Linked DNA regions of Homo sapiens: region 2 is linked to region 1. Evidence: chromatin loops called from intact Hi-C (ENCODE). Cell type or tissue: PC-3. All regions are shown on one strand. Links, peaks and the distances in the headings refer to the core of each region. The heading gives the core; the rest is flanking DNA.

Evidence for each region. A loop is a pair of places that touch in the nucleus more often than their neighbours do. Peaks named below come from ENCODE experiments on the same cell type or tissue, not always from the same donor. Only the 100,000 strongest peaks of a DNase experiment are listed, where the experiment ranks them.
Region 2: it touches region 1 in a loop (2.5-fold over the local background); 2 of 110 quality-filtered maps call a loop at or near these places.

What each region holds. Positions count from the first base shown.
Region 1 is chr2:30,658,703-30,674,028 of GRCh38, reverse strand. No RefSeq gene overlaps it. Among named protein-coding and RNA genes, the nearest start is that of CAPN13, 140 kb to the left of the region's middle. In PC-3, for the core only: no CTCF peak of the experiment used is centred there; DNase peaks (open chromatin) are centred at 7,368 and 8,878; H3K4me3 peaks cover 1,485 bases; H3K27ac peaks cover 5,607 bases.
Region 2 is chr2:30,267,884-30,283,209 of GRCh38, reverse strand. No RefSeq gene overlaps it. Among named protein-coding and RNA genes, the nearest start is that of LBH, 44 kb to the right of the region's middle. In PC-3, for the core only: no CTCF peak of the experiment used is centred there; DNase peaks (open chromatin) are centred at 8,309, 9,529 and 9,799; H3K4me3 peaks cover 1,166 bases; H3K27ac peaks cover 2,567 bases.

The sequences.
Region 1 (15,326 bases), core at 3,845-11,844:
TCTTAATGCCATAGTTTCCTTCCCTGTACTCTCTATTTGGATTTACACTGTGGTTCCTTTTCTTGTTCTTAGGTTGGATATTAGCATATTAATTTTTTGTCTTCCTAACTTGTTAATATCAATACTACATATCTCTGTCATTTCCACCTTAGCTGGATTCCACACCTTTTTTTAACCATAATATTTTTACTTAGTTCAGTTCTAAGAATTTTGTACTTTCCATTATAATTTTTTAATCCATGACTTACTAGAGGTGTGTGTGTGTGTGTGTGTGTGTTAATTTAAAAATGTGTGAGGAGATTTGTGTTATTTTTTATCACTGATTTCTAATTTAATTTTGTTGTGGCCAGAGAATATGGTTGGTATGATACTGATCTTAAGAAAGTGGTTGAGACTTGTTTGCCTCATTCATAGATAATTTTTGTAAATTTTCCGTATAGATAAATGGATATATGAATGGATGGATGGATGGGACAGATAGATAGACAGACAGACAGACAAATGGAGAATGCTATAATTTGTTATAAGGGAATTTGAGAAAAAATGTGTATTTTCTAATTGGTGAATACGAAATTCTTCATGCATCTGTTTAAATCAAGTTTGTTACTGGTGCTGTTCATTCCCCAATATCCTTACAGGAGTTTAATGATTTAACAATGATGAGATATGCTGAAGTGCTAAAGGAACTCGCTGTGAATTCAGATTTCTCAATTCCTCTTTTACGTGCACTTAGGCTATGTCTATCTTTTCTTGTAGTGCTATAGCTAGATAAGATTTCTTTTTGTTAGCGTTTCATTGGTATATATTTTTCCATCCTTTTACCCTTTGGAGTTCTTGGGCTTTTTAGTATGTTTTTTGGAGTCCTTAAGTTTTTTATATGTCTCTTGTCAACAAAATATAACAGACTGTTGTTTCCTTGTTTCAAACAGTCCAACAATTTCTATTTAAACTAGAAAGTTTAGTCCATTTACATTTATTGAGATGATTAATAAATTCAGATTCATTTCTAGCAAAGGCATGTTGGTTTCTCTATATATTGCTTTTTAATTTAACTTAGTTTTGTTTTTTCAAAGTTTATTGAGATATGATTGACATACAATAAACTGCACAGATTTAAAGTATACAATTTGATAAGTTTTGACATATGTATAAACCCATGGAGCCATCAGCACAACCAAGATAATGAACATATCTATCATTCTCCTGAGGCTTTCCTATTCCCTATTGTGATTTCTCCTTCCTTCCCTCCCCAGGCTCCATCCCTGAGCAAACACTGATCTGTTTTCTATCACTATAGATTAGCTGGTATTTTCTAGAATTTCAGATATATGTAATTATGAAATATGTACTCGATATTGTTTAGCTTCTTACATTCAGCATAATTACTTTGTGGTTGGCCATGTTCATTCGTTTTTATTGCTGAGCAGTGTTCTATTATGTAGATATTCTTTAATGTGTGTATCCGCTCACTTGTTAATGGGCATTTATTACAGATAAAACTGTTATGCACATTTGTGTACAAGTCTTTGTTACAGACATATGTTTTCATTTCTCTTGGTAAATACTTGGGAGTGCAATGGCAAAGTCACATAAGAGATATGCTTAACATCTGAAGAAATTGTCAAGCTGTTTCCCAAAGTGGTTATACTATTTCATATTCCCATAAGCTGTGTATAAGAGTTCTACTTTCTTCCACATTTTTACTAAAACTTGGTAGGGTCAGTCTTTTTAATTTTCTCTTTTCTAATAGATGTGTAATGGTATTTCACTGCAATGATTTTAATTTCACTGCAATGACTTTACTTTGCATTTATAAAATAGTGATTTTAATTTGCATTTACCTAACTACTGATGATGTTGAGCATCTTTCCTTTCCTTTTCTTTTTTTTCTTTTTTTTTTTTTGAGGCTGGAGTGCAGTGGTGCAATCTCGGCTCACTGCAAGCTCCGCCTCCCGGGTTCACGCCATTCTCCTGCCTCAGCCTCCGGAGCAGCTGGGACTACAGGCGTCCATTACCACGCCCCGCTAATTTTTTGTATTTTTAGTAGAGATGGGGTTTCACTGTGTTAGCCAGGATGGTCTGGACCTCCTGACCTCGTGATCCACCTGCCTCGGCCTCCCAAAGTGCTAGGATTACAGGCATGAGCCATCACGCCCGGCCAAGCATCTTTTCACGTGTTTATTTGCCATCTATCTATCTTCTTTGGTAAAGTGTGTGTTCAAGATTTTTGCCCATTTTAAATTAGGTTTTTAGTTTTATTATTGAGTTTTGAGAGTTGTATATATTCTGCATACAAGTCCTTTATCAAATCTTTGCTTTGCAGATACTTTCCTCCAACCTGTGGCTTTTCTTTTCATCCTTTTCACAGTATCTTTTTAAATGCAGAGGTTTTTAATTTTGATGAAGTCAGGTGTGTTAATTCTTTCTTTCATGGGTTGTGCTTTTGGTGTCATATTTTTTAAAGTCTTTGCCTAACTCAAATTTACAAATATTTTCTCCAATGTTTTCTTCTAGAGGTTTTATAGTTTTAAGTATTACATTTAGGTATATGATCCATTTTGAGTTAATTTTTAGATATAATGACATACATGAATTAAAGTTTATTTGTTTGTTGTGTGCAAATGCATATCCATTGTTCCAGTACCACTGAAAAGTAGAGACCTTATTCTCTGTCTATTTAATTTTGGATAATTTCCGTTACTGTCTTGAAGCCCTCACTCACAACTCTTTACCATGACCTTCGGTCAAGTACTTTTGAAACAGAATAGGGGAAGAAGATGACCTTTCTTAATGGCAATAGGTTTAAAACTTGGGTAATTCACTCCCACTGGAGGACAGGCACAAAACTCCAGCCACTTCCCAGACCCTTCTCTTTTACAAGGAAAAAGCCTTAAGATACTGGAAGGACAGGAAATCAAGGGCCCAGGCAAAAATCACTTTCCCTGGCTGAAGGTAAAAGGAAAGGCCATTTGACATGGGAGGAGGGGTTGGAAACTCTTCTGCTCCTTGTCTGCTACTGGTGAGTGGCAAGAAACCCACTCAGTCCCAGGATTCTGCACTGATAAAAAGCACAGGTCTGATATCACTGGAGTTGGGACCATAGTGAGGCAGGCAGCTCTCCCCTGTCTAAGATGCCCCACAGGCATGAGGCAAGGTATAGATGCCACAAAAGGGAGAAGCAAGAATAATGAGGGCCAGGTGCACGGAGCCTGCCTAAGACTAAGAGTAAATGAGAAAAATGGAGAACCCCACCTGCCCCCAGTATGAGCCTTGTGCTGAGTAATGAGCAATAACAGAAAAACATAGAGAGCTCCCCTCTGTGGTGGAGGCATGCAAGTCCCCCTGAAAGCTGAGCAGGAAGTAGAAACACTGATACAAGACAGCAGCAACCCACCACTGGAGGAATTTGAAGTATGTGTTGCCCTGAAGTAAGTTATTACAACTACAAAACTAAAACCCAGCACAGCTACTGATTTTAATTGACTCGACCCCCCACACTAACAGCCTGGCAGATGCAGAGGGATACCTACTTCCTGGCATAAACACAAGTTACCTCAATCTTTACTGTTATTCACACACAGTGTTTGGAACACAGTTTTTAAAACTACAAAGACACGCTCATACACACATTTACGAGACACACAAAAAAGCCAGAAAATAAACAACCTATTGTAAAGAGATAAAACAACTCACAGAACCAGACCCAGAGACAGCACGGATGCTGGAACTATCAGGGGCTTTAAAATAATTATGATTAGTTGGTGGAAAGGGGTCTAGTGGAAAAGGTGGACAACGTATGTGAACAAATGGAGAATTTCAGCAGAGGTAGAATTATAAAAGAGAATCAAATAGAAATGCCAAAAATAAAAAAAAAGATACAGAATTTCTTTGATGGCTTTTAAGCAGACTGTATGTAACAGAGGAAAGAAACAGTGAACTTAAAGATAGGTCAATCAATGGAAACTATCCAAATTGAAACACAAAGAGGCAAAAATGGAAACAATAAAATAACAATTGAGAAGAGCATCCAAAAGCTGTGGACAATATCCATATCAATGATCTAACACTGGGATCCCAGAAGAAAAAGAGAGCCAGGGCCAGGCGCAGTGGCTCATGCCTGTAATCCCAGCACTTTGGGAGGCCGAGGCAGGTGAATCACCTGAAGTCAGGAGTTCGAGTTCAGCCTGACCAACATGGTTAAACTCTGTCTCTGCTAAAACTACAAAAATTAGCTGAGTGTGGTGGTGGGTACCTGTAATCCCAGCTACTCAGGAGGCTGAGGCAGAAGAATTGCTTGAACCAGGCAGGCAGAGGTTGCAGTGCACTGAGATCGTGCCACTACACTCCAGCCTGGGCAACAGAGTGAGAATCCGGCTTCAAAAGAAAAAGAAAAAGAAAAAGAAAAAAAAGAAAAAAAGAGTGAAAAGAGAACTATTTGAATATACAATGTCTAAGAACTTTCCAAAATTAATTCAAAGCAACAAACCATAATTCCATGAATCTTAGCAAACCCCAACAAGAATAAATAAAAACAAAACAAAACTTAAGCTCATCATGGTCAAACCACTGAAACCCAAAGATAAAGATAAAACCTTGAAAACAACCAAAGAGGAGGGTAATCATGCAAACAGGAGAAAAGATTAGAATTATAGCAGATTTTTAATCTCTGCAAACCAGAGCTAGAAAAACATCTTTAAAGTGCTGGGGAGGGCAGGGGCAGGAAACCAAAAACCTGTCAGTTCATAATTTTATAGCCAGCAAAAATATCTTTTTAAAACAAAGGCAAAATAAATACTTTTTCAGGCAAAGAAACCTGAGAGAATTCATTACCCGCAGGTCTTCACTATAAAAACTTGTAAAGGAACTTTTGCAGACAGAAGGAATATATCAAATGGAAACTTAGATCTCCACAAAAAATGAAGATTGCTAGAACTGGTAAAAATGGGGATAAATAGAAAAGACGTTTTGTTCCTTTTAAAAGTCTCTTTACAACAGGTAAAATATATGACAAAAATAGCATAAAGAATGGGAGGGAGGAAATGGGATTACACTGTGCTGAGCTTCTTAAACTACATGTTTAATGGTATAATATTATTTGAAGCTGTTTATTGTGAACTCGAGAGCAGGACTATAAAAACGAAAGGAACAATGGAGATGTGAGTCACAAGTCAAAATATAAAAATCTGTTCTGACAATATATAGTTAATACAATTATTTTAAGTGAAGAAGAGGGGTAAAAAATATTGGAAACAAAGTAAGTTTTGCTAATTGCCTTCTCTGTAACATGTGATAATTAAAAAAACTGGTTAGGCAATAGAAGTATGTGCATATTTAACCTGGTGAAGATAAATGCAAAAAGATAATTTCATTAACCAGGAGAGCATGGTAGAGGAAAGGGAAAAGGAAGCATGCTAGTTTTATTCTTGTTTATAGAAAAGAACTAATATATTCTGCCTAAGGAAAGCTAAGGCCATACATAAAGCTTTAATCTTAAAGGTAAATACTAGAAAAACAACAACAATTCACCTTCTTAACATGAGAAGAACCACACACACAAAAAAAAGGACAAAGGGAAAAAAGAATAAAAGAATAAATAAAAGAATAAAAGCCACAGGGTAAAAAACTAAAAGATAAGTAAAAATTAAAAGTAAAAACAAGAAACATGATATAAAATTATATGACAAGGCTAAGCATGGTGGCTCACACCTGTAATCTCAGCACTTTGGGAAGCTGAGGCAGGCAGGTTACTTGAGACCAGGAGTTCAAGACCAGCCTGGCCAGCATGGTGAAACCCTGTCTCTACTAAAAAAAAAAAAAAAAAAAAAAAAAAAAAAAAAAAATTAGCTAGGCATGGTGGGGCACACCTGTAATCCCAGCTACTTGGGAGGCTGAAGCAGGAGAATTGCTTGAATTTGGGAGGCAGAAGCTGTAGTGAGCTGAGATTGGGCCACTGCACTCCAGCCTGGGCAACAGTGAGACCCTGTCTCAAAAAAAAAAAATTATATGACAAAACCCTAAACAAATGTATTTGTCATATCTATAAATGTAAATGTGCTAAATTCACCTCTTAAGAAGATTTCAGATAGACTCATAGAGCAAAACCAAACTCTGTGCACCATGCAAAAGGCATACCTAAAACCAAATGATTCAGGAAGGCTGAAAATAAAAGAATGGGCAATGTCACACTAGGTAAATGCCAAGATGAAAAAAATCAAGATTCATGAAGTTAATGTAAGGAAAGGGAGGGTTCAGAAATCACTATACAAGACAAAGACACTTTATAATGCCAAGGGTTGTAATTTACAACTCAGATGTAAGAATTATGAACATGGCAGTCAACACAGTAGCAAATTTTATATAGTAAGAATTATGGAAAAAATCGGGAGAAATTGATAAACACACATAATAAGAGATTTAAATTTATGTCTCAGTCTAGGGCAGATCAAGAAAACAAACAAAAAGAAATAGGTCAAGTTATAGTCAACCTTAGTAAGATCACAGGGCAAGTACTGTATCCTAATAATAGAGAACACACCTTTTCAATGCCAAGTGAAGATAAACACTCATGAAAACCTTACATTAAGCCACAAAGAGAACCTCAATAAATAGTCTAGTCACAATAAATGTAATAAAATTAAAAATGAATAACAATATAATAAAAACATTCTTTTCATCTGAAAATTAATAAACTCCTTTCTAAATTAATAAACTCCTTACTCTTAGGGTAAAGGGGAAAATAGAAACAAATAGAATTAAGTGTGTGTATTAAAATAATAAAGTACACACGTTAAATCCAATGAGGATATAAATAAAGCAGTGCTCAGAGGAAAAATCAGTAAAAAAAAAAAATAATAAAACAGGTGAATAAGATTCAGTTCAGAAAGAGAAAAACAGCAGGAAGGAAAATATAAAAACAAAGTAATTAATTTGATAACAGAGAAACATAGTACCAATACATAAATCCAAAAGCTGGTCCTTTGAAAAGAGTAAATTGAGAAATGAAAAAGAAGATACAAATAACAAAGAAACAGGCGGAGTAAACATAGAAAGGAAAATTAAAATAATCATATGAAACCACTTTGCATGCTATTAAGTGAATATATCCTAAAACCTGATATAATGGAAGTCAATTTGGGCTGGTAAGAGAAAAAAATTAGATAAATTAAATTGAGCAGTGTATTTGAACAAATAATGATTCATGAATTAGGCAGTCCTCAGAACCAGGAGAGGTTCAGAGAGCTACACTTGGCAACGTGAGCAGGCAGTATTTACAGATAGAAAAAGGAAGTGACACACAGAACGCTTGACTGATTACAGCTGGGCATTTGCCTTATAAGGACATGATCTGATCAGTTGGTAGCCTGTGATTGGCTGAAGCTCAGCTGCTCTAACTGGCTGAAACTCAGCTATTTGTTACAGGAATATACTCTTAGTGAAGTTGCAGTTTGTTTACATACAAAGTTAAGTTGCAGTTTGCTATGTATGAACTCAAAGTAGGAAGGCAGCCTCAGGCCAAATTTAGTTCAATTTAACAGGGCTCAGAGGGGTTGCATGAGTAACTAGTAGAGCCAAGACTGTATCCCAGTCTTGTGACTCCCAAGTTAAAGTTTCTCAAGCACGTCCACTGTCTCCTGCCTGCAGCTTCCTTGGACAACGGCTGGGAGATCTGGATCCTGTCTAAGGTCTGCAGGAGGGGAAACTGGCAGAAAAGACTGGCTCTGGATTTGTAGAGCTTGTGAAAAAAACCATCCATCATTGGCATCAGGGACCAAGAGGCCTAGCTAGACAGAGTCCTCCCTCTTTTTGGAAGCCCCAGCCTGCCCATCAGGATCATCCAGCACACAGTGCACACCACCCCACAGCTTTCTGGCTCTACTGGACTCTGACTTCTCCCCTTACTCAGCCTGGACTGCATCTTTCATCTGTCTGGGGTCCTCAGGACAGCACTCACTTCTGCCACTTTCCCACCTCGTCCACTTCGAATAGCCAGATCCCAGCCAGCTGTAATGCAGGCCATGCCTCCTCAAGAAATTGATACAGCACCCAAGAGGTGAGGGGCAAACCAGCATCCCCAAACCCAAGTGTGGAGTCCACCCAACAGAGAGTGGGCTTGAAGAGAGCTGGAATGTGGATCAGCAGCCCATAAGGATGCAAAATCAAGGCCAGGCTGACAGACACAAAAGATACCCCCCATATTGGGTTCAGTGGAAGAGAGAGTTGTGGAACAATGCGATTAGTATAATCTACTCTGTAAACTTTTTTTGCTCATTGTAAAAGCAGGATGATGGGGGAGAGACAGGAACACATGAAGTGAAAATATATTTTCCTATCACCCAGGAATCCCCAGCCTCTGTTTCTAGGAGTCAAGCTCAATTTTCATGTCTGGTATATTCTTATTTTTCCAAAGTTATTCCATGTATGAAATAGCATGTAAATGTTTATAAATAGGTTACACATACACATACATTATATTAAAATTTAACACCAAATGGAGCCATTCATTAATGTGTTCATTCAGTCTTCCATTTTAAATGGATTCAATGCCAAAGATCCGACAATGAGCAAAACTAGAGCCAGTCCTTGCTCCCACACAGTCTAGTGTGGATACGACCATTAAATATCCACACAAAGGAAGGTATAATTAGAAACTGAGATCCAGTGAGGAAACACATGTGAAAGTCTCAACAGTGAAGCTTCCCACAGTGGCAGCCACAACTGTCATTGTTTAAGAGGCAGTTACCAGCAAGCTGGGCATCCCAGACCTGGCCATAGATGCATTCTCTTCAGGCCTCTACTCTGCTTCTGATTGAGAACCAGAGCTGTGACTCACTGCCCTCCACCATCTGCTGGAGGGGCTCAAATGACTCAGCCCCACCCCACCCCACCCCATCCCCCAGGAATGCTTCAGAGGAGCAAGAGACGAAATTATTCCGTGTGACTCAGGCCCAGCCTGGCCCACACCCTCTGCCCGTCTGTGCCTGAGAAGCAGTGGTGGCCATCGCCGTGCCCCTGAAGGACACATATTTTCAGGTAAAGAATGTGCTTAGGAAGATTGTCTTAGCCTGTTTGGGCTGCTACAACAAAAACGCCACAGACTGGGTGGCTTAAATGACACACATTTACTTCTTACAGTTTTGGAGTCTGGGAAGTCCAAGATCCAGGCAGATTCAGTGTTGGCTGAGGAACCACTTCCTGGCTCAGAGGTGGCCATCTCCTCGCTGTGTCCTCACATGGCTGAAGGGGTGAGGGGTTTCGCTGGTGTCTCCTTTATGAGAGGACTAATTCCATTCATGAAGGCTCCACCCCAACCTTATGACCTAATCACCTCCCACCTCTACATACCCTCACATTAGTGAATACCATGTTAGGATTTCTACATACAGATTTGGGGAGGAAACAACTCCAGAAAGGAATCCTCACAACACAAGCTGTGATGAATGTCTCAGGGTGGGAGCTGAGCTTGCCAGTGGAGCAGTGAGGAACCATGGCTCCCTTCCACCTCCTCCCTTAGCAGGGCCCTTCTGACCACACCTGTCCCCATGAATGTCATCTCTGCAGAGAATCACAAATCTGAGTCTCCAGTCTCTGCCCAGAACCTCAAACTGCACACGCCAGAGCAGGGCCAACCATCCCCTTCCAGAGCCTAGCACTGCCTCGCACATCTACCTCCTTGAATGACTCTACCTTCTGCTCTGAATCCTAATCTTGAAATCCTGGAGTTCACTTCAGCTCCTTCTCCCTCTTCTTCACTCTCCTCACCTAATCCATGATCAAAGCCAGTCACACTTCTGAATTTCTTCCCAATCTGCCCTTTCCTTGCTTCCCCTGCTTTGGCCTTCTGGATATCTCGTTTTCCACAAGGACTCTTTCAAGAACACCTCACTGGCCTTACTGACTCCAAGCTACAGACTTCTCACTGTGCTCAAAATATTTTCCTAAACACAATGAGGCAGGAATTTCCCACCATCCATTGGCATCGCTGGCATCTCCTCAGGGTCTACAGTAGAGACCACAAACTCCATGAAGGGCAGGTAGATGACCAAAGGGTTGCAGGCCAGGTTGAGTTGATAAAAGGGCCACCACAGGGAATGGGGAGGACTGGGGCAGATTGGAGGATGCTTGTCCTGCTTAGGAGCAGCCACCGCCCAGCTATAGCTAAGTATAGCTGCAAGAGAATGGAGACCCCAAATTGCCAGACCTTTTAGACTTTCACAAGATGCAAGAACCCAACTTTGTCTATGAAATCTCTTTATTTATAAAAGTTGGTAACTAATTCACATGTAAAATACTCTCAATAATTTCCTTATTCCTGCCATTTTGGGCCCTCCCTGGTCTGGGTTTACGTACATTTCCAGCACCATCCTCCCTGCTTATGGCCAAAACCATGCCACGCTCCAGGACACTAGGCTCTTTGCCATTCCCAGGACATGGCTTGCCTGGCACATTCCATCCCCTTCCTTGCAGATGCTGTTCCCTGTACTGCACTGTGCTATCCCTTCCATGCCTATCCAAATCCTACCCACCTATGAAGGGTCACCTCACTTCCACCTCCTTCAAGGACCTGTCCCATAGGCCTGAGACCAATGACTCCATTCCGCTCCACTTTGTGCTTCCCCTGCATGTTGTACCCCTGCCCCAGTGCAAGACACAATCTGACCTGTTTATCATCAGCTGTGCATGCACCCATCACCCACACGGTTGGAAACAAGAGTGCAGACATTGTGTCTTAGTCACAAAGCCTGCACACAGTAGGTGAACTAGAGACATTTCAGGAATGCTGCTAAGTAGAATTTAGGAAAGGGGACTGATGCCACAACAGAGCATGGACTTGGGAATTTGGGGTGTCCATGTCTTTGCACAAGTAGGGTCTTGTCCGCCTGAACTTCCTGATCTGCACACCCAACGTCCCTGAAGCCTCCAGCCCCTCTCCCACCCCAGCTTGTGTGAGGTGGAGCCCAGCACTCTGAGGAAGTTCTGAGTCACTGTCTGAGCCTCGGCCTAATGCACTTTGCAGGCTTTGTCGTTAGTAACCTGGCCGACTCCTTGCTTTGCAGTTCCCCCCGGTTTATGGCTAAAACCATCTGTGTGAAAGTGGGCCTTGCCAAAGTGTTTGCAGCTACTCCCTATTCCTCCTCCTGCACCTGAAGCCCTGGTCCCCTTCCGGCTGTTTATGACTGTTTGCTGTGGAAACGGCTGGATTCATAGCCCAGGAGGGAGCAGGTGCAGAGGCACCGGGAGAGCAAATGAGTTCACTCAAGTCAATGTGCCTGCTTCTCATTCTGACCCTGAGGAGCAGGGAATGCAGGCCAGACCAGTAAAGGGAGGACTTGGAGCAGGATGAAATGCAGGCTGCTTTTCCCGGAGATGTGAGCTGGATGTGAAATGGCCTCCAGATGTGGGCTGAGAGGTCCCCTAAAGTTTGAAGTTGAGCTTTTAACAGTCTCCCTATGGGGAACCAGAAAAGCCCTCAAGCTGAGGAAGCTTTGTTTGTTTCATTGCACACAGTCCTGGTCTCACGGTTCCTACCACTGTGTGCAGCTGCTGGGCCTGCGTTCCTGAACACCCACATGGGCCTTGACCATTTGGTCATCCAGGAGGACACAGAGCCATCCCACCTGGTCAACTTGCTGCGGGGACAGGAGCTTTCACCCCTGTGTTTGGTTAACATTTAGATGAGAAGGATTATTGTAAGGACCAAGTGAGAGGGTTTGCTGGGCAGTGGGGAACACTACACAAATGCAAACAATCAACTCACTGATTATTGGTGGTAGTGTTAATAGGCCAAGGAGTTGTCTGGAAGAGGCAGACACAACTTACTAAGGGACCAGCCCCTGCTAGGTGATGCTTTTGTTCCAAGTCTTTGTTCAGATCTTTCATTCAACAAGCTATTTTTAAGCTCCTACTATGTGCAGTGCATGGTACTGAGCTCTGCAGGAGAAAAAAGTGCAAGTTAGGAGTCCTGTTCATAAGACCCTTAAAACCTGCTAGCAGAGATAAAGCAAGTGCTACGCTAATGAGAAAGGAGCTAGGAAGGGAGGGAGCACTGGTTAGTGTGAGAAGAACACCCATGGGGACAGCAGACAGGAGCTTGGAGTCTCCTGTGCAGCTACTGGGGAGGGGTGTTGGCGAGCAGAGTGCAGAATGGGAGCAGTGGAGATGGTGGAAGGTGGAGGGGCAGCTTGAGTCCATGAGAAAGGTCCAGGAAAGCTGCCTTTTCAAACACCTCGCCACTAGCTTTGTGTCTTTAGCAGTAAGTGAGACTCCTTTTGTGGGATTCCCTGAATAGTCAGAGATAGCATTTGGCAGCCAGTGAAAGAGCTGACTGATGAAATGGAGATCTCTTACTTTTGGGCCAAGAGTCTGTTTTGTTGCTGGCATGGAGTCACAGCCCAATCATGGACAGATGAGAAGGCTCATCCCCTCGGCACCATCTTCTTTGGGAGTCCAACTCTACCAGGTCCCTGGGATTGGGATATTGACCATAGGGTTGAGGCCAGATCCAGCTCTTTCTGTTCCAAGAAGTAGAAGGTTTTCCCTCCAAGCAAATAACCTTTCACTATCTATAGCTACAGCCTTTGTAATATTATGAACAGTCTTAGCTGTTTTTTAACTGAGGCTGGATAGCTCTAATGTTCTTCTACTGAAGGTCAGGTCCCTTGCTGCACAATAAAGAAGTTACCCAGTTTCTTCTGGCTAGTTAGGAGTTGTTATCTTGACCAAGCTGAGGCACAATTCTTCAACTACCATCCCCTCTCCCAGAGTTGTGGTGAGTTCTTTGTCATCTCTGGAGTACCGCTTGCCCAGGAGTTGAAGGGCTGACTTTTACTGGAGGTGGAGATGGTATTCTCAATCCAGACATTTAAGAGTTTAATGAATGCTTCAAAGACTCCTTAATTAAAGTTCCCATAAGACCTAGCAGGTTTATGCAAATTCAGCTCTCCTTCCAATTCCCTACCCCTCACCTTATGCCAAAGTTTTTGGGGGCAGGTCAGTAGATCAGGCGCTACTCTGACCCAAAGCCACACATTTAATGAGGAACAGCTTCATGGTTCAAGCAGCATCACATGCTTTTACTTGATCAACTTCCCAACGCTGCTAATAAAAGCTTTACCTAAAGAGAAGCCTCATGTCCTGAACTAACTACACCCAGCACAACAGCTGTCAGGTCAGATGAGGCCTGTACTCTATGCAGCCTTCTCATTTCAAGCTAAGAATGTTATCGATCTCCATTAGCTGCTTCTGTGATCAACTGCATACTTTTGCATAAGCACTCAGTTGGAATGACTAACCCCATGGAACATTCACATCTGAGGGAGACCAAGTGCTTTTCAGTATGATCCCCGTACCCTCTGAAAAGCAGGGTGACATGGAGTCTGTTCCCCATGGAGAGTTGTGTATGACTGAGGTTCAGGGAGGACCAGCATGCCACCCATGGTCATTTCACGAGCCTAGGGAGTCAGGGACATCCCTCCCCACCTTCCTGCTGTTTGCATATTCTTTGCCAGGTGCCACTTTTCAGTGTCTAGGAAGGAAATTTAGTTGAACCAGGACAATACATTTCTCTGGAATGATACCAAGGGGTGACTGTTAAATGACGTAGGGACCTCAAATGAAATGAACCATTCCTTTCTGAAAGAGCCAACACCTGCTTTCCAGGGGCATTCAGAGTTTGAGCTTCATTGATCATATGGCAGAATGGCTTCTACAATTTTATTATTGATCATGGAAAGTAGCCTTTTATTTTCCCTCCCTCTTTCCTTTTCAGGCTCTACTGTGGAGTGAGTTCATGCCCACTGATCCAACTTACCCCTTGCCCCTATCTTTTCCATCACTAAATCCCTAACTTCTCTAGTTTATAAGGTGCTGATTAGAAGTTCTCTGTGAGCATTTGCTCTCAGTGTCCTGGGTGGCCTTTGGAAGTCTCCCTTCACCCTGCCTCCACGGTTCTGTCTATGAATGTTCAGGATAGGAATAAATACTCTCCCAGCCAGGAGTGGCATGACAGTCCCAAGGGACAGGGTGCCTGGTACACAGTAGGAGCTCAATAAGAGTTGCTGTTATGTGGCCTTGGATGAGTCACTTGCCCTCCCTGGGCACCAGTTTTACCATCAGCTCTCATTTTTGCTAATAATGATGATGGAGGAAAAAGACAAAGAGGAGGAAGAAGAGAACACTAAGAGACACATATGAAAGATGTAGTGTATGATAGAGTGGTTGGGGAAAAGAAAGAAGAAAGAGAGGGGGATGGAAAAGCCAACCTCAAAACATAACAAAGAGGAAGATCTGCAGGAGCACAGGAGTCCCACAGTTGCCCCTACACCAAAGGGCTCCTGGGTTCCAAGTATTTGCTACATGAGAAGGAAAATCCCCCAGCCTCGTCTTTCCTTCAACCCAACAATGGAGCCCTCCTTCCACTCCTGGAAACATGAAAGTTCACATCTCATCATGTCTCAAGCATGTCTTCTCATGTCTCATCGACTTCCACCTTGATAGAAGAGGGGTTTGTGAGATTTAGGGTGTGGGAACCTGGCCTGGGAGAGCAGCGAGAGATTAGACACCCTTTAGTGCTGACCTCTGCCTCCCTCCAATGATCAGAGCCTCAAGGTCATGCTGATGGCAAGAGCCAGTGCCTAGACTGGACAGCAAGGGTCCTGATTCCCCATCCAGTTCTTTATCCTATCTCCTGACACCCTCTACTTATGAAGGAACTTTGCTCAGCCCTTCCATTCATAGAGGGCTTCCAAGCCATGCCCACATTGACCCTTTTCAATAATTCACCCTGGGAAGTGGGTGTCGTTTCCCCATTTTGCAGGTCAAGAAGCTGAAGCTCAGCAGGATTAACTGACTTGCTCAAGTCTTGAATTCTGCCTCCTTAATACATAGCTGAACCACTTCTTTGTGGCAAACTCTGCACCATGCTGAGCTCAAAGTGATTAAATTGGGTCTTGAGTCCTGAGTTGAGGGAATGATGCATTGATTCTTCCCTTGGTTCCTGGAAGTCTTCTAGCTCTAAGGAGACAATGGCTGCTGTGACTTGTCCCTTCCCAGGGTGCTGTAGAGGAACCTGGAGCCCCTGGTACCCATCTGCTTGACCTGGGGGCTGCAGAATATGCCTTAGGCTGTGACTCTTGGGATTCCACACCAGCCTCGTCAGCACTTTGTGTGCCTGACTTCCATCTTCCAGTCTTGGCCTGGGGGAATCCATTTTCCTACTGTTCCGGAGACTTCCACACTGAGTGTCCAGAGGGCTGGACTTCCACAGAGGGTTTTTTTTCCTATGGTATGGGGATACCATGCCTGTATAAAGTGTTGGCCCTGGAGCTTTG
Region 2 (15,326 bases), core at 3,812-11,811, 390 kb after region 1:
AGGAAGCTGGGAGAGCCCTTATGAGTGTGTGTTACCAGGTAGGCACCATTTACACTGGATAAGCCGATTGCTTGTGATTGCAGGACTGTCTTCTAAGAGGCTGTATGAACCTCTGGGCCTTAGGACAGCCTGGCCAGTGGGGAGGAATGGGACAGAATGTGTCCACTATCTCCTGTCTGCCATTGGTCAAAGCTTTGCTGACCTCACCCTTCAGGGCTCTGCATATGAGGTCCATCAGTGGCGTCTCATACTTCGGAGACTGCAGGTAGCCCCAAGGCAGGAAGGAGAGGTGTGCAGTGTAGGTGTGACCTGAGAGCTTTGTCAGGTCATGCCCCCTGGGAGCTGCCTGAGCTGCTGCTGAGTTGATCACTCAGACACGGCTGGAGCACAACCAGCAGCCAAGGGTCCCAGAGTGGGACTGGGTGGCCCATGAGAGGCATCTCACCTGTAGTGCATGCAGCCGGCTCTCTGCAAACATGTGAAGATGTGTAGGGACAATGAACAGGAATTTAATTTCTTTCAGTGATAGAGCTAGGTTTCCCAACGGGACAATTTCTGTAAAGTTCTTGGCCTGCTACTTACGAAAGGTCAACACGTCAGCCACTATATTACTATTATCATCCATGATGTCAACCTTGCTCCATCTCTGTCACCTGGAAGAGGTGTTTCTTGGTCATCCCCTGGCACTGCATCTAACACATGGCAGGTGGTCTTTTTCCAAAGGCTGTCTCTCTCCCACCCCATTCCACCTATGTCACTCAGGAAGTGGATTTGGTCAAGGAAAGAGAAACTGGGCCTGAGGGCAGGCAGGGTGGGGCTCGGGGAGCGGGCCCTCAGCTGCATTTCCCCAGATGGCTTCCTCCTGCCCTGCCCAGGTCTGCTTCTGCTTCTCTCCACTTGGTCAGCAGACGTGAACCAATGCGGTAGGCCTCCTGCCCAGCTGCTGCAGCCGGGACCTGCTGATGTATAGGGCAAGTCTGAGGGTGTAGGCCCCTCCTCAGGCTGAGCAGCTGGGGAAGGAGAAAGCTGCCAGCTGGGTTAGCGGTCAGCTAGAATCAGGTATGGAAAATGCCAAGAGCTCCTGTCTGGGGGCAGCTGGAGCCTGCCATGAAGCATCTCTTCCACATGGCCTTGGCCCTGCAGCAGACCCTTCTCCTTATTCCATTCTGGCCTTGGTCTCTCCCACTACCCTTAGTCTGGAATGAAGGCCTGCTGGCCTTTGAACAATTTGGTGGTTCCATATTGGAGCCTAAAACCAGGGTCAGGCTCCCCCAGGAAAACAGCTCGACTTGACAGTGATGGGGAGGGTGTCCAGGGCTGAGGCTGCATTCCTTTCTGTCCCCGCACTGCCCCTGGAGCAAAGAGTCCCATGGCCTTCCCCACTCTAGAAGCCCACCCAACAGCCTGCATCAAAAAACTCCTCCAGACCTGTTTTCAGAGGCCCAGTAAAAAAAAAAGCTCTGGTCAGCCTGAGGGGTGCAGCACAAGGACTTTGTGTGTGACCCAAGAGTTTAGCTCGTGTGTTGTGGGGCAATCGTATGTATGTCTAATACTTCAGAGTTACAATGAGATCCCCAATGTCTGGCCTGCTGGCCTTTGAACAATTTGGTGGTTCCATATTGGAGCTTAAAAGCAGGGTCCAGCTCCCCCAGGAAAACAGCTTGACTTGAGAGTGATGGGATCCCCATTGATTCATTTTTTTGTGCATTCGTCCAGTAAATAAGTTATGAACTCTAGAAGAAGGATGATCATGAAGTCCAGCAGCAGCAGGAAGGCAGTTCACAAACAAGTAACTAAAATACCAAGAGAGGAGGCATACTATCAGCTCCCAGAGGAGGAGAGATGAGCTCTGCCTGAGAGAGCCAGGAAGGAATTGTGGAGAAGAGCTTTTTAAACTAGGTCATGAAGGATAAGTAGGAGTTTGACAAGGGGAAACACGGAGAGGCTGTAGACAGGGTTGGTGCATTCCAAGAAGAAGGAAAAATATGCCACGCTGTGGGGTTGGAGGAATGTGTGTGTGTTCATTCTCATTCCATAAAATGTTGTTAAATACCTACTACGTTCCAGGTAATTGGGTTAGGTTAGGTTGCAGGAATGCAGAAAAGAACAAGGCAAACATAATTCTTACCTCTTTCTAGTGGAAAAGGGAAATTAAACAAACAAAAATCACATAGGTAATTGTATATTGACAATAGTCCCATGCCTGTGGAGGGGAAGAAGAAGGAGCTATAGAAGCATGAATGGGGTGAGAGGAGCCCGTTTGATCTGAGGATCAGGAGAGTTATGCCTGAGGAGGAGATAGATGAGCTGCCTCCTGAGGGATGAGTGGGATTAGTCAGGCAAGGCATTCCAGTAAGAGAAAACAGCACGTGGATGGGCCTGATGTAGAAGGGACACAGAGTCCAGAGTATCTGAAAGTAGTTCAGATTCCATAGAGCAGCCAGACTTCCAGGAGGCAGGCAGCGGGGGATGCTGGAGGGCCAGAAGGCTTTGAGCTTTATTCTAAGAGCAAGGGGAGGGATGCAATGAAATTTGCCTTATGAAGAAGACCCCTCTGGCTGTTGCATGGAAAATGGAGTGGAGCGAGAATGGATGTGTTGAGGCCGATTAGAGCAGTGATTCGTAATCTAAGCAGCAAATTAGAATTACCTGGGGAGCTTGTAATAAGGGTGATTGGAGCCCGCTCCCAGAGACTCTGCTTTACTTGGTTTGGGATAAACCTTGGGTATTGGTAATTTTTTAAAGTTCTGCAGGCATTTTTTTTTTTTTTTGAGACGGAGTCTCGCTCTGTCGCCCAGGTTGGAGTGCAGTGGCGCGATCTCGACTCACTGCAAGCTCCGCCTCCCGGGTTCACGCCATTTTCCTGCCTCAGCATCCTGAGTAGCTGGGACTACAGGCACCAGCCACCACGCCCAGCTAATTTTTGTGTGTGTGTATTTTTAGTAGAGACGGGGTTTCACCGTGTTAGCCAGGATGGTCTCGATCTCCTGACCTCGTGATCCGCCTGCCTCGGCCTCCCAAAGTATTGGGATTACAGGTGTGAGCCACTGCGCCCGGCCATCTGCAGGCATCTTAAATGTATATCCAGGGTTGAAAAGCCTTCAGTTAGAAGGACATTGCTTTAAAGAAAAAGAAGGGAAAAAAGGAGAAGGGGTAGGAGAAAAAGGAGGAGGAGAAGAAAAAGAAGAAAAAAGGAAGAGAAAGAGAAAGAGGAGAAGAAGAAGAAGAATGGTGACTTTGCTTTACTACAGGTCATAGAGGATGGTAGCTTGGCCTAAAGAAGTGGTGTTGCAGAAGAAAGCAAATGCTGGATGCTTTTAGGAGCAGAATGGATAGTAGTAACCATGAACTGCCAGATTTTGGTTTTGGGCAATTCTCTGAGAAATAAAACAATGGAGAAATACCAACTGTGAGGTGCATGACATGAATTCAAATTTGGACATATTGGATCTAAGGTACTTATGAGCCGTCTAAGTGGATAGCAGGCAGTTGAATATATAGATCTGGAACTCAAGCCTAGCACAGTGGCTCTCACTCCTGTAATCCCAGCATTTTGGGAGGCTGAGGCGGGTGGATCACCTGAGGTCAGGAGTTCGAGACCAGCCTGACCAACATGGTGAAACCTTGTCTCTACTAAAAATACAAAAATGTGCTGGGCATGGTGGCATGCGCCTGTAATCCCAGTAATAGGGAGGCTGAGGCAGGAGAATCGCTTGAACCCAGGAAGAGGAGGTTGCAGTGAGCTGAGATCGTGCCACTACCCTCCAGCCCAGGTGACAGAGCGAGACTCTGTCTCAAAAAAGGAAAAAAAGAAAAAAAAAATCTATAGCTCAAAGATGTCTGGATCAGGGGTATAAATTTGAGAGTTAAAGATGCAGATGCAGAGATATTATTTGAGTTGTGAATGGGAATGCCTAGCAAAAGGAAACTCTACGTAGGGTTGGATGGAAGGGGTGGGAGGGTAGAAGAGGGCCTAGGACCTAGTCTGAGATACCCTAGTAGTAGAGGTTGGGTAGAGGAGAGGAGTTGGCAACAGGGTCTATAAAGGGGAGGCCAGGAGAGTCTTGAAGCCCAGAGCGGTTAATGCTTCAAATGGTCCTGAAAGTCAAACGACCTGAGGTGTGAAACATGTTTATTTGATTAGCAGCCTCTAGGACATTGATGATTTTGGAGACAGGTGGAGTGATTAGGGCAAAAGCCAGACTGGAGTGGCTGCAAAGGGAGGAAATGCAGAGGACACAGCAAGAGGTTGGTTACAGAGGAAGTCAGAGTGGGTGGCAGTTGCAGGAGGGGATTCTGGGATCAAGGAAATGTTTGTTAAGATGGGAGAGAACTGAGTAACTTGAAAGATTGTTGGAAAGGAGAGGAAGGGGTTGAAGATACAGAAGAAAGGAGGGATCCTTGACAATGTAAAGAGATGGGATGGGATCCAGTTGCTGGAGGAGGAACTGGGATCAGCTTGAAGGACTAGTCCTCTACTGCAACAGGAGGGAGACATGAGTGGTTGCATCCAAACATGGATAACTTTGTCTCTTTCGAGCTGAGAGGTTAAGAGACTTCTCATCTGATAACTTTCATATTCTTGGTGATGTCATCTCCTGGGATTGAGGGGAGAGTGCTGGGGAGGAGTCTCTAAGGGTGGGTAGTCAGAGGGCTGGAAATTTGAAGAGAGTTGGTGTGATCTACTATATTTGTTGGGGAGAGATGAAGAGTTGGGTGGCCAGAGAAGCACAATAGAATGTGAGGCTGGATGACAGCCCTGGAGGAAATGCTGGTCAAGAATTTAGAGTGGTGCTAAACTCTGGAGTGGTTTTCTGGCACTTAGTGAGGTTGTATTGTATTAATTATTTATTGCTGTATAGTAGGTTATCCCAAAACTTGTTAAAATTACAAATGTTTATTATCTCAGTTTTGGGTCAGGAATTTGGGCACAGCTTAGCTGGGTGCCTTTGCTTCAAAGTCTATCACAAGGTCAGAGTGCAGTCAGAGTGCCAGCCAGGGCTGGGGTCCCATCTGAAGGCTCAACCAGGGGAAGGTCCACTTCTAAGCTCACCCATGTTGTTATTGCTAGGATTAAGTTTCCCACAGGCTATTGGGCTGAGGCCTCAGCTCCTCTCCAACTTTTGACCTGAGGTCCCCTTGGGTTCCTTGCCTCATTGGCCTCTCTATAGAGCAGCTCACAACATGGGAGCTGGCTTTTCTCAGAGCAAAGAAGGGTGAGGGAGGGTGTGCAAGACGGAAGCCATGATTTCTTTTCAATCTAATCTCAGAATTGATATCCCATGGTTTTCGCCTTACTTACATGGCAGAAGCAAATCACCAGGCACAGTGACTCTCCAGAGGAGGGGATTATACAAGGACATGAATACCAAGTGGTGGGAATCACCAGGGGCTGTCTCAGGCTGCCTGCCATCCTGTGTGGAGAGTGGGCTGAGGTTGTGGTCAGGTTGTGAAGAACCATGTGTGCCAAATGGAGAGATTTGAGTTTCATCCCATAGACTCTTTGGAGTCATGTGTGATTTTTAAGGCATGAGGTGGGTAGAAACTTCACTCTGTGAGACTGTTTGGTGCTGTAAGAGGAATCAACCCACAGGAACACAGCAGTGATGTGCCCTGGCCAGGCACGTGGAATGCATGTCCCAGACATCCACAGGGCTTATTCTCTCACACCCTTCAGGTCTTTACTAAAATGCAATCTTCTCCATGGGACCTCCTCTGACCACCTGATCCAAAATTGCACTTCCCAGCCCCACCCAGCATCCCCTATCCTCTGCTTTATTTCTCCATTACCTATCCCTATCAGGCCCATTATAAATTTTGTCACTTACTTCTTTATTTTTTATTATTGCTCTAACATTTTTATTATTTGCTCATTTTTGAACAAACTATGACCATGAAGCTGTTATTTCACATCTGTGCAAAAATGCTGGCCCCAAGTGACAGCAATGTAAGCAATGTAATCCCTCCTAGAATGTAAGCTCCACAAAGGCAGGGATTTTGGATTGTTCTGTGCACGTCTGTATCCCAGCGCCTGAGCATTTAGTAGGTACTCTATGAAGATTTGCTGAATGAATTATTTAGTAAGTAAAGTATATCTTGTCTCTCCAAATGCCATCTCCTTGCAGGAGTGAATATGAAAGGACTGCACCCCGTGAAGTCTGTGGGTGCAGAGAAGCAAGAGGAGGTGGTGAGCAGGGTGCTCTGAAGGGATGAAAATATAAGAAAGATTCTGAATCCAGAGGAAGACCTTTAGAAAGGAAATCTTTCCTCATCTGATCCTGATGGGTTGCAGAATTAGCTAATGCTTTGGGAATGACTACAAATAGGACTTTCTAGTAAAATAAGAACAACTACAGATGTGGCAAACTCGATGAGACGGCGTGAGTGGTGTAAGTGTTACTACTGCAGGCTGATTGGGGAGGGGTTCACTGAGGCCTCTCCTGGGCGCCCCAGTGGGCAAACACCTAGCTTTTTTTATGACTAAACTGAACTTCCCCTAGCCTCCTTGCCTTAGACATGCAAAGCATGCTGCCAAGGGAGGAATCTGTGGCCCAAGATGATTTTGCCCAGTGTGCCAGGAGTAGCAGTCCAGCCTGATAAGGAGGCAGGTGGGGCTGGGCCTAGGGTAAGGCAAGCCAGGCACCTGGCTCATAGCATTTAAGGAGGCATTCACTCTGGGGATCATGACAGTGCAGGCTCAGTACTTGCAGGAACCTAAAAATGAAAGCCTCTTTAAATCATGTGCCCTGGGTACCTCATTCTTCATAGGATGCTCATTTTCAGGGCAGAAACCATTATGACTTTTGGGGGCCCTAGGCACTTTTGCCTTTGTAGATTCCTTCCTCTATCTAAAAAATACCTATACATACACACACAAAATTATATTTTAGAACTGCATTGATATAGAGACAAATAATTCAAGCTGGATTTGATTTCTTTTTTCTGATTATAAAATACCTTAAAACATTTTCATAGGCTCTAAAACTATCATGGGTCCTGGCACTGCTACTGCAGCTGGTAGACAAATTCACCATGGCAAGGGGTCACCCAAACCTGAGAGGGAGTCCTCCTGTTGTTTCCACACTAGGTGTTTCACTTGCCTCACCCTAGTCCCAACCCTGGGCACAGGAATCTCTAAGTTAGCAAACTTCATTGAGGGAATTCATTTCCTGCACTTTTCTGAGCTTCAAATTCTTTATGTTTAAAATGGTTATAATAAAGTAGGAGTTGTTTATCACCATATAAATAAGAAAATATAATAAAATTGGGCCAGGCACGGTGGCTCATGCCTATAATCCCAGCACTTTGGGAGGCCGAGGCGGGTGGATCATGAGGTCAGGAGATTGAGACCATCCTGGCTAACACGGTGAAACCCCATCTCTACTAAAAATACAAAAAATTAGCCGGGCATGGTGGCGGGCACCTGTAGTCCTAGCTACTTGGGAGGCTGAGGCTGGAGAATGGTGTGAACCCGGGAGGCAGAGCTTGCAGTGAGCCAAGATCGCACCACTGCACTCCAGCCTGGGCAACAGAGCGAGACTCTGTCTCAAAAAACAAAAAAAAAGAAAATATAATAAAATTACCACAAGATCCAGCAATTCCACTCATAGATATCTACTGAAAAGAATAAAAAGTAGAAACTCAGACAGATACCAGACACCAATGTGCACAGCAGCACTATTCACCACAGCCAAAAGGTGGAAATGACCCAAATGTCCATTGACAGACGAATAGACAAACACAATGTAATCTCTACATACAATGGAATATTATTCAGCCATAGGGAAGAATGAAATTCTGATACATGCCACAACATGAATAAGCCCAAACACATTACACTAAATGAAATGAACCGTACTCGAAAGTCCAAATATTGTATGATTTCACATATGTGAGTTACCTATGTTAGGCAAATTCAGAGAAACAGAAAGTAATTGAGCTTCTGTTTGGAATGATGCAAAAGTTCTGAAAATGGATAGGGGTGACAGTTGCACAAGTTGTGAATGTACTTAATGTCACCAAATTTTACACTTAAAAATAGTTAAAATGGTAAATTGTATGTATATTTTCCACAATAAAAAAAGAGAATGCCTTATCGGCATAAGCGCTTTATATAGGGTAAAAAGGCACACAGACGTAAGAAATCTTTATTGTCCCCATTGACAATTACCATATTGCTGTGGTGAATAAGTCTTCCAAAGTTCACAGACAGATTGGCAGGCATAAAACTGCTATGTAAACACAGCCTTCTCCAGCCCAGACTTGTTGCTCACCACCCACTATGGCCTGCAGATTTGATGACCAAGTTGATGAATGGACGATAGCCAAGATTCTTGAAGCTCTGGGTGGCACAGGGCGTACACTTCCTGGAAACCTGTCATTCCTTGCTGTCTGACAGCATTCTCTTTGGGGGCCAGAGATTATGGTTTTGGCCGAGACATCTAAGATAGTCCTGGTATTGGTAGCATAAGGAGTGACCCACGAGAGGCCAAGTTACCCACCAGGCCCTGACAGTGCACTTTGTACTGACGTTGGCCTGATCCAATTTCCTGGTTTGGAAAGAATGTTCTGATCTCTGAATAAACTGAAAGGGGAGCTTCATTTTGACCTGGGACAGGGACCTGTAGGTCTCAGTGTCTGAGCTACTTCTTTTTCCACTGAGCAAATCCTACTTTCAAAGATGAAGTCTTAAAAAACCACAGAAGAGGTGATGGGGTGGGGGGACCCCCGGGACCAAAGGGCCCTTTATAAACAAATTCACTCCAGGGTTTCTTCAGTAACAAGTCTGTCAGGCCGGGTGCGGTGGCTGACGCCTGTAATCCCAGCACTTTGGGAGGCCAAGGCAGGCGGATCACAAGGTCAGGAGATCGAGACCATCCTGGCTAACATGGTGAAACCCCGCCTCTACTAAAAATACAAAAAATTAGCCGGGTGAGGTGGCGCACGCCTGTAGTCCCAGCTACTCGGGAGGCTGATGCAGGAGAATGGCGTGAACCAGGGAGGCAGAGCTTGCAGTGAGCAGAGATCGCGCCATTGCCCTCCAGCCTGGGCAAGAGAGCGAGACTCCGTCTCAAAAAAAAAAAAAAAAAAAAAGTCTGTCTAGTGCTAGCTGAGTTTTGGGGATGCCCTGCCTCTCATGGGAGCCTATGGACTCCCTGGAATTTGTAAGCCTATGTTGGTATTTGCAGAGAGAAAATCCATAGTTTCCATCAGATTCTCAAAGGGAATCTTTGAGACCCCCAAACTGCTTTAAAACCACTGTTCCTGTGAATTTAAGATGTGATCATTCCTAGTTTTCAGGGGACATATAGATTGGCCAAACCAGATAATGAACCACACACATCTGGTGGCAGACAAGGTGCAGTGTTTCCGTGGGGCAGGGGTCGGGGGTTACCGCTGAACCCTCCTACCTCTTCTCCTAAATGAAGTGATTCATTTTTGAACAAACTATGACCATGAAGCTGTTGTTTCACATCTGTGCAAAAATGCTGGCCCCAAGTGACAGCAAAATCTCCTTGTTGACCATGACTCCTCCTCACTCAGCCAGATTTTGGTATGTGTGTGTAAATGACACACCCAAGTCAACAATTCAGAAAAGAGTCTGAAACAATTGCTCCTAGAAGAGACCCTCCAGGCCTTGCTGATCCCTTTAATAGCTCCTTGTGGTCTACTGTAAGCCCCCAAACAGAGTCTTGGTTGATCTGCAGAGTCTTTTGGCCAGGCTGGCAAGCAACAGGCAGATGGCAGCTCGCCGGTCCCTGCAAGGGAGGGTACGTGATGAGGAGAAGGGTCATAATGAATGGGTAATTTAAAGGCTCTGAAGAATGACTCAGACATTCCAATGGGGCTTTATTTTTTCCTTTTGTTGATGTGTGAAATGTAATTGTAGTCATTTTTTCCAGTGAGTTGATAAACAGTGATTATCCATGCAGCTTGTGAGCTGGGGTCATCGTGAACCAGTTCACATTTCAACATTTTTCTCTCCCTCACCCCCAACACCTGGGTTAACTGCTCCAAGCCTGAGGTTGGAGGTTTCTTGATCCCAGGAATTCTAGCAAAGGTGCAGGATGCAAAAGGTCAGAGGGGGCTGTCTGGGAAGGGTGGCCATAGGGAGAACTGGAAACCTGTGAGCTCTGGCTTGACCCTTTGCCTTACCCAACAGTCCTTTGTTACCTAGGATGAAGGTTAGGGCAGAGAAGTGATTTGTTTGGCATCAGAAAGATGGTCATCAAGAAAGGGAGAGAAGGCAATATCTGGTGAGCACCTTCTCACCACATACTGGTCCAGGTGCTGTGCTAATGAATGCTTTCCACAAGCGTCATTTCATGTCATGCTCAAAATAGCAGAGAAGGGGTAAACTTGAATACATACTCATACCTGATCTTTGCAATAATTCTCCTAATGAGTTATTGCCTCCTCCCCATTTACAGATGAGGAAACTGAAGCACAAAGAATTAAGTCACATGGTCAGATAGTGGGTGGTGGGGGAATTGAGATTTCAACCCAGATCTGTCTATTTCCAAAATCTGTTCTCTCACTACCACACAAGGCTGCCTCTCATCAGAGAGCTGACCTCGCTGGCCCTACTGGCCCTGTAAGGACAGCGATCTTGTATGCCTGGCTGTGCCAATGTGGTAGAGCCACGGGTAGTTCCTCGGCACCAGCTGCAGTGATGCAGGCTGCCACAGAGAACCTGCTCTACCCATCACCTTGGTGCTGGTTAACAGACCTGCAAGGGAATGACGATGGGCAAAACCGGCTTGGGAGCTGTGTGTTATTGATGTCTCTGTCCTCCTCTAGGTGAGGGGACAGGAGTGCAGCTCTTTAGATTGACATCACAATTGTATTCGAGTTCTCCAGAGAAACAGAACAAATTAGGCAATTTTATACACACACACACACACACACATACACGAGCAGATTACTATAAAAATTGGCTCATGTGGTTATGGAAGCCCAAAAGTCCCACAGTCTGCCATCTACAAGCTAGGGAAACAGGCGTAATTCAGCGGTGTATTTCAGCTCAAGCCTGAAGGCCTAAAACCCAGGAGGCTGAAGGTGTAGAGTCCAGGTGTGAGTCTGAAAGCCTGAGAACCAGGAGTACCAGTATCCGAGGGTTGGGGAAGCCTGATGTCCCAGCTCAGGCAGAGAGAGAGAATTAATCCTTCTTCCACCTTTTTGTTCCGTTTGGGCCCTCAGTGGATAGGATGATGTGATCTCCATTGGGGAAGGCATCAGTCCACCAATTCACCAATCCAAATGCTGATCTCTTCCAGAAATACCCTTGCAAACACACCCAGAAATAGTATTTTATCAACCACCTGGGCATTCCTTAGCCCGGTCGAGTTGATGCACAAAACTAACCATTGCAGCGATGCCAGAGCACAGCCTTCACTCTGCGGGGAAATTCTCTGTGGTGGCATTCGGCAATAGCAACCCAAAGACTACTGTGGGGACTCCCAGGACAGGATCCTATAGTCCAAATCTCACTGCTGGCATTGGATAAAGGACAAAGAAGTAAGCCAGGACTGGGGTGGTTCCGTAGGGGCTGTTTAAGGGTGTCCTAGCTGCACTGCTCTCTCGAATCCACTTAGTGAGAGCCCCTGACACAGTCTGGGTGTATGGCGATGAGGCCAGCCGAGGGTGGGAAAGTAACAGTGGTGAGAGATAGAAGGGCTTTGGGGAAGGAAGTCTTGGTGAAGATTGGACTGGGCGGGGCAAGGAATTAGGGAAAGCAGAAATGAAAAAGAGATCTGAGGTAGAGATTAGAAAAATGGGAGGATCTTTTTCAGTGTATATTAAAAACTAGGTGAAGTTTGGACCTCCAAACTAAAATGTGAATCAGATTCACAAGCTTAATAATCACAAATTTAAAGAGAGAGTCAGGTGAAGAGGAGCAGGTACCTTAGAAGAGCCTTGGAGCCTTGCAGCAAGAACTGCCACTAACACCAGGGGCCCTGAGCTACTGTTTCTCATCATTGAACAGGGGCTGTAACTCCTCAAAGCAGTTGATGACAACATTTTGCATGTAGAAGGCACATGATACATCATCATACCCTTTCTGGTAAGGGTGGGTAAATCTATAATTATTCGGGTGATGTGGAAACTGTACGTTTAAAAGACAAACTGAAAAATAAATCATTGCAAAGTCTATTTATATGAAGAAGAATTGGGGTGCAGGAAGAAAGGGACAGGAGGCCTCTGTAGCTTTGCTCTCAAAGTGTAGTTTGTGAAGCAGAGGCATTGGCGTCCCAGCACCTTGTTAGGAGTGCAGACTCTCAGGCTCCACCCAGAATCAGAATCTGCATTTTTTTTTTTTTTTTTGAGACGGAGTCTCGCTCTCTCGCCCAGGCTGGAGTGCAGTGGCGCAATCTTGGCTCACTGCAAGCTCCACCTCCCGGGTTCACGCCATTCTCCTGCCTCAGCCTCCTGAGTAGCTGGGACTACAGGCACCCACCACTATGCCCAGCTAATTTTTTTGTTGTTGTTGTTGGTATTTTTAGTAGAGACAGGGTTTCATCATGTTAGCCAGGATGGTCTCAATCTCCTGACCTCGTGATCCGCCCGCCTTGGCCTCCCAAAGTGCTGGGATTACAGGCGTGAGCCACCATGCCCGGCCAGAATCTGCATTTTAACCAGAGCCCTGTAAGAGTCACATGCATTGCAGTTTGAGAAGTGTTTCTGCTTTACAAACTTGGTAGAGGAGAGCAAAATCACCCAAAGAGTTTTAAAAATACGGATGCCTGTGTCTCACTCCCACAGTTAGGGATTTCACTGGTCTGGGCTGAGGCTTGGGCACCGAGATTTTTCTAAAGTTCCCCAGTGATTTGAATGCACAGCGAGGATTGGGAACCACTCCTGTGTAGCTGTCTCAGGCCTAAGGGGCATCTGGCAGGGGGAGGAGCAGAAGAAATGGAGAATAGCAAAAACCTCCCAGCCAGGGCAAGCCAGCCCTGGTTTTTGTTCTAAGGGCACCTTTAAGATAAAAGGAAGGAGGTTGTCCTGGGATTCTGAGTTCTAATCTCAAATTTGCCTCCCCCAACTTGCTATGTGTCCCTGAGCCCAGTTAATGCTAGTCAAATAAGGAACAAGTCAACAAACTGTCCTCTGAGCCCTCAGTGTCCTCACTTAAACGTGAGGCTATTTATTTCCTCCAGCCCAAACATCCTGTTTCCCCTGCCTTTTCTGGCCCAATTCTGCTCCGTGATCCTGCTGAAGTGGAATCATTTGCAGCTTCCGTGGGATGCACTCGTAAGAGACATGGAGGCCTGCTTCCATTCACATGAAGTTCAGACTCAGCTATGTGATGAGGACAGAACAGTGGTCACCCTTTGGAGGAGTGGTTGACAGTGAGGGATACTAGGGAGCCTTCTGGGGTGTGACAGCGTTCTGTATCTTGACCTGGGTAGTGGTTTTATGGGTGTACAAATGTAAGCTGACCTAGTCCCCTACAATTGAGCACTTTCTGTAATTTATACTTCAATTATCAACAAAGAATGAGTAGTGCTCAACAGGCCCCCAGGAGAAAGCCAGGTCCTTAGAGTGTTACCGGGGGTCCTTGCTCCCAGATCTCCTAAGATGGTGGCAGGTGGCTTCCAAGATGGCGGTGAGCCACTTCCAAGATGGCAGCAAGCCTCGTGTTCTCTGACCTGGGGTTCTTGGCCTCATGGATTCCAAGGAATGGAATCTTGGGCCATGTGGTGAGTGTTATAGCTCTATTAGAAGTGGTGGGTCACGGAAGAAAACAATGGGACCCAGTGACTAGTGTTCAGCTCGATTAGGACAAACCTGGGCACTTAGCCGTGCAGGGACAATGGCAAGCCTTCAGCCCTATTGGGAGTGGCAGTGGGTTCCTTGCTGGATCAGGAGCACAGCGGACACCCTGCTAGATCCAGAGGGATGGAAGTCAGCGGCGGGTCTGCAACGGCGGCAAACAGCAGTGGTGGATGAAGTTCAGCTCGAGCCGTAACAAACACGGACCAGAAGAGTGTGCAGTTGCAAGATTTAATAGAGTGAAAACAGAGCTCCCATACAAGGGGAGGGGACCCAAAGAGGGTAGCCGTTGCTGGCTCGAATGCCTGGGTTTACATCCCAATCATTGTCCCTCCTGCTGTGCTCTCAGGCAATAGATGATTGGCTATTTCTTTACCTCCTGTTTTTGCCTAATTACCATTTTAGTGAGCTCTCTTTACTACCTGACTGGTCTGGTGTGAGCTAAGTTGCAAGCCCTGTGTCTAAAGGTGGATGTGGTCACCTTCCCAGCTAGGTTTAGGGATTCTTAGTCGGCCTAGGAAATCCAGCTAGTCCTATCTCTCAAGAGTACTGGGAGACAGGAGCTGAGGACATTGCTAAGCTTGGGAGCTAAAGCAGAAATTGGGTAGAAGGTGAGAGAGTGACAGCCAGAGAGAGACAGATGGGAACAGAAATGGAAACTCAGATAGAGAATGTGCTATGGGACTAACTTGACCCAAATTCCAGGCAGTTGAATTAGTCCTAGGTGAAAGGGGTGGAGTTTGGACAGCCTGTACCGGTTTGCCCTGGGACTTTCCCCCTTCTTAGCACTCAAATTTCTGTGTCCCATGAAACCTCTAGGCCAAGGTAAATGGGGACAGTTCATCCCCCTGCTCCCAGGCCCAGGGCTGTGGGTGGCATTTGGATTGCTGGGGAGGGAATGGAGCAGGCCTAGGGGAAGCTACTCCCACCCAGGGCCAACAAGCTGTTCCGGGGCAGCCCATGTCGGTGTAGGTGGATGGGCTGTCTCCTCTCTGGCCAGGGGTTGGCTGTGAATCCACCAAGGGTCTGAAACGAGGCAGTGGCCCCCTGTTTCTCCGCCCTCCAGATCCTACTCCAGCCCTCCCAGGCTTTCCCAGTCATGCCATCTGCCCATACAGTCTCTGCCTTCACAGCACCCATTAGGCTAGTGTGCAGTGTTTCTTTGCTTCTGGATATTTCTATCTGGCTTTGAGCTCTTTAGGGGTAAGAGTGAATTTTCCTTGGGGTTGCACACTACTGTAGCTCTACTCGGGGCTGGAGCATCATCTCCTCGGGCAATTTAATCTTAATCTTTTTTGGGCTGAGGATCTTTTTGGCAGCTTGAAGAAGTTTTAATTCCCTTCTCAGAATAATGCTTTAAATGCATAACATAAAATACAGAGAGTTGCAAAGAAAATAAAGTCTGCTGACATACAGCCATCAAAAAGAATTTTAGAAACACATTTGTAAAAAAAAAAAGAAAAAGTCAGAAATATCCTTCTTTATTAAAGCTTTACCTAATGAGATCCAGCAGCAGCTATAATTTTGAGGTAGCCATGGCTACAAATGATATT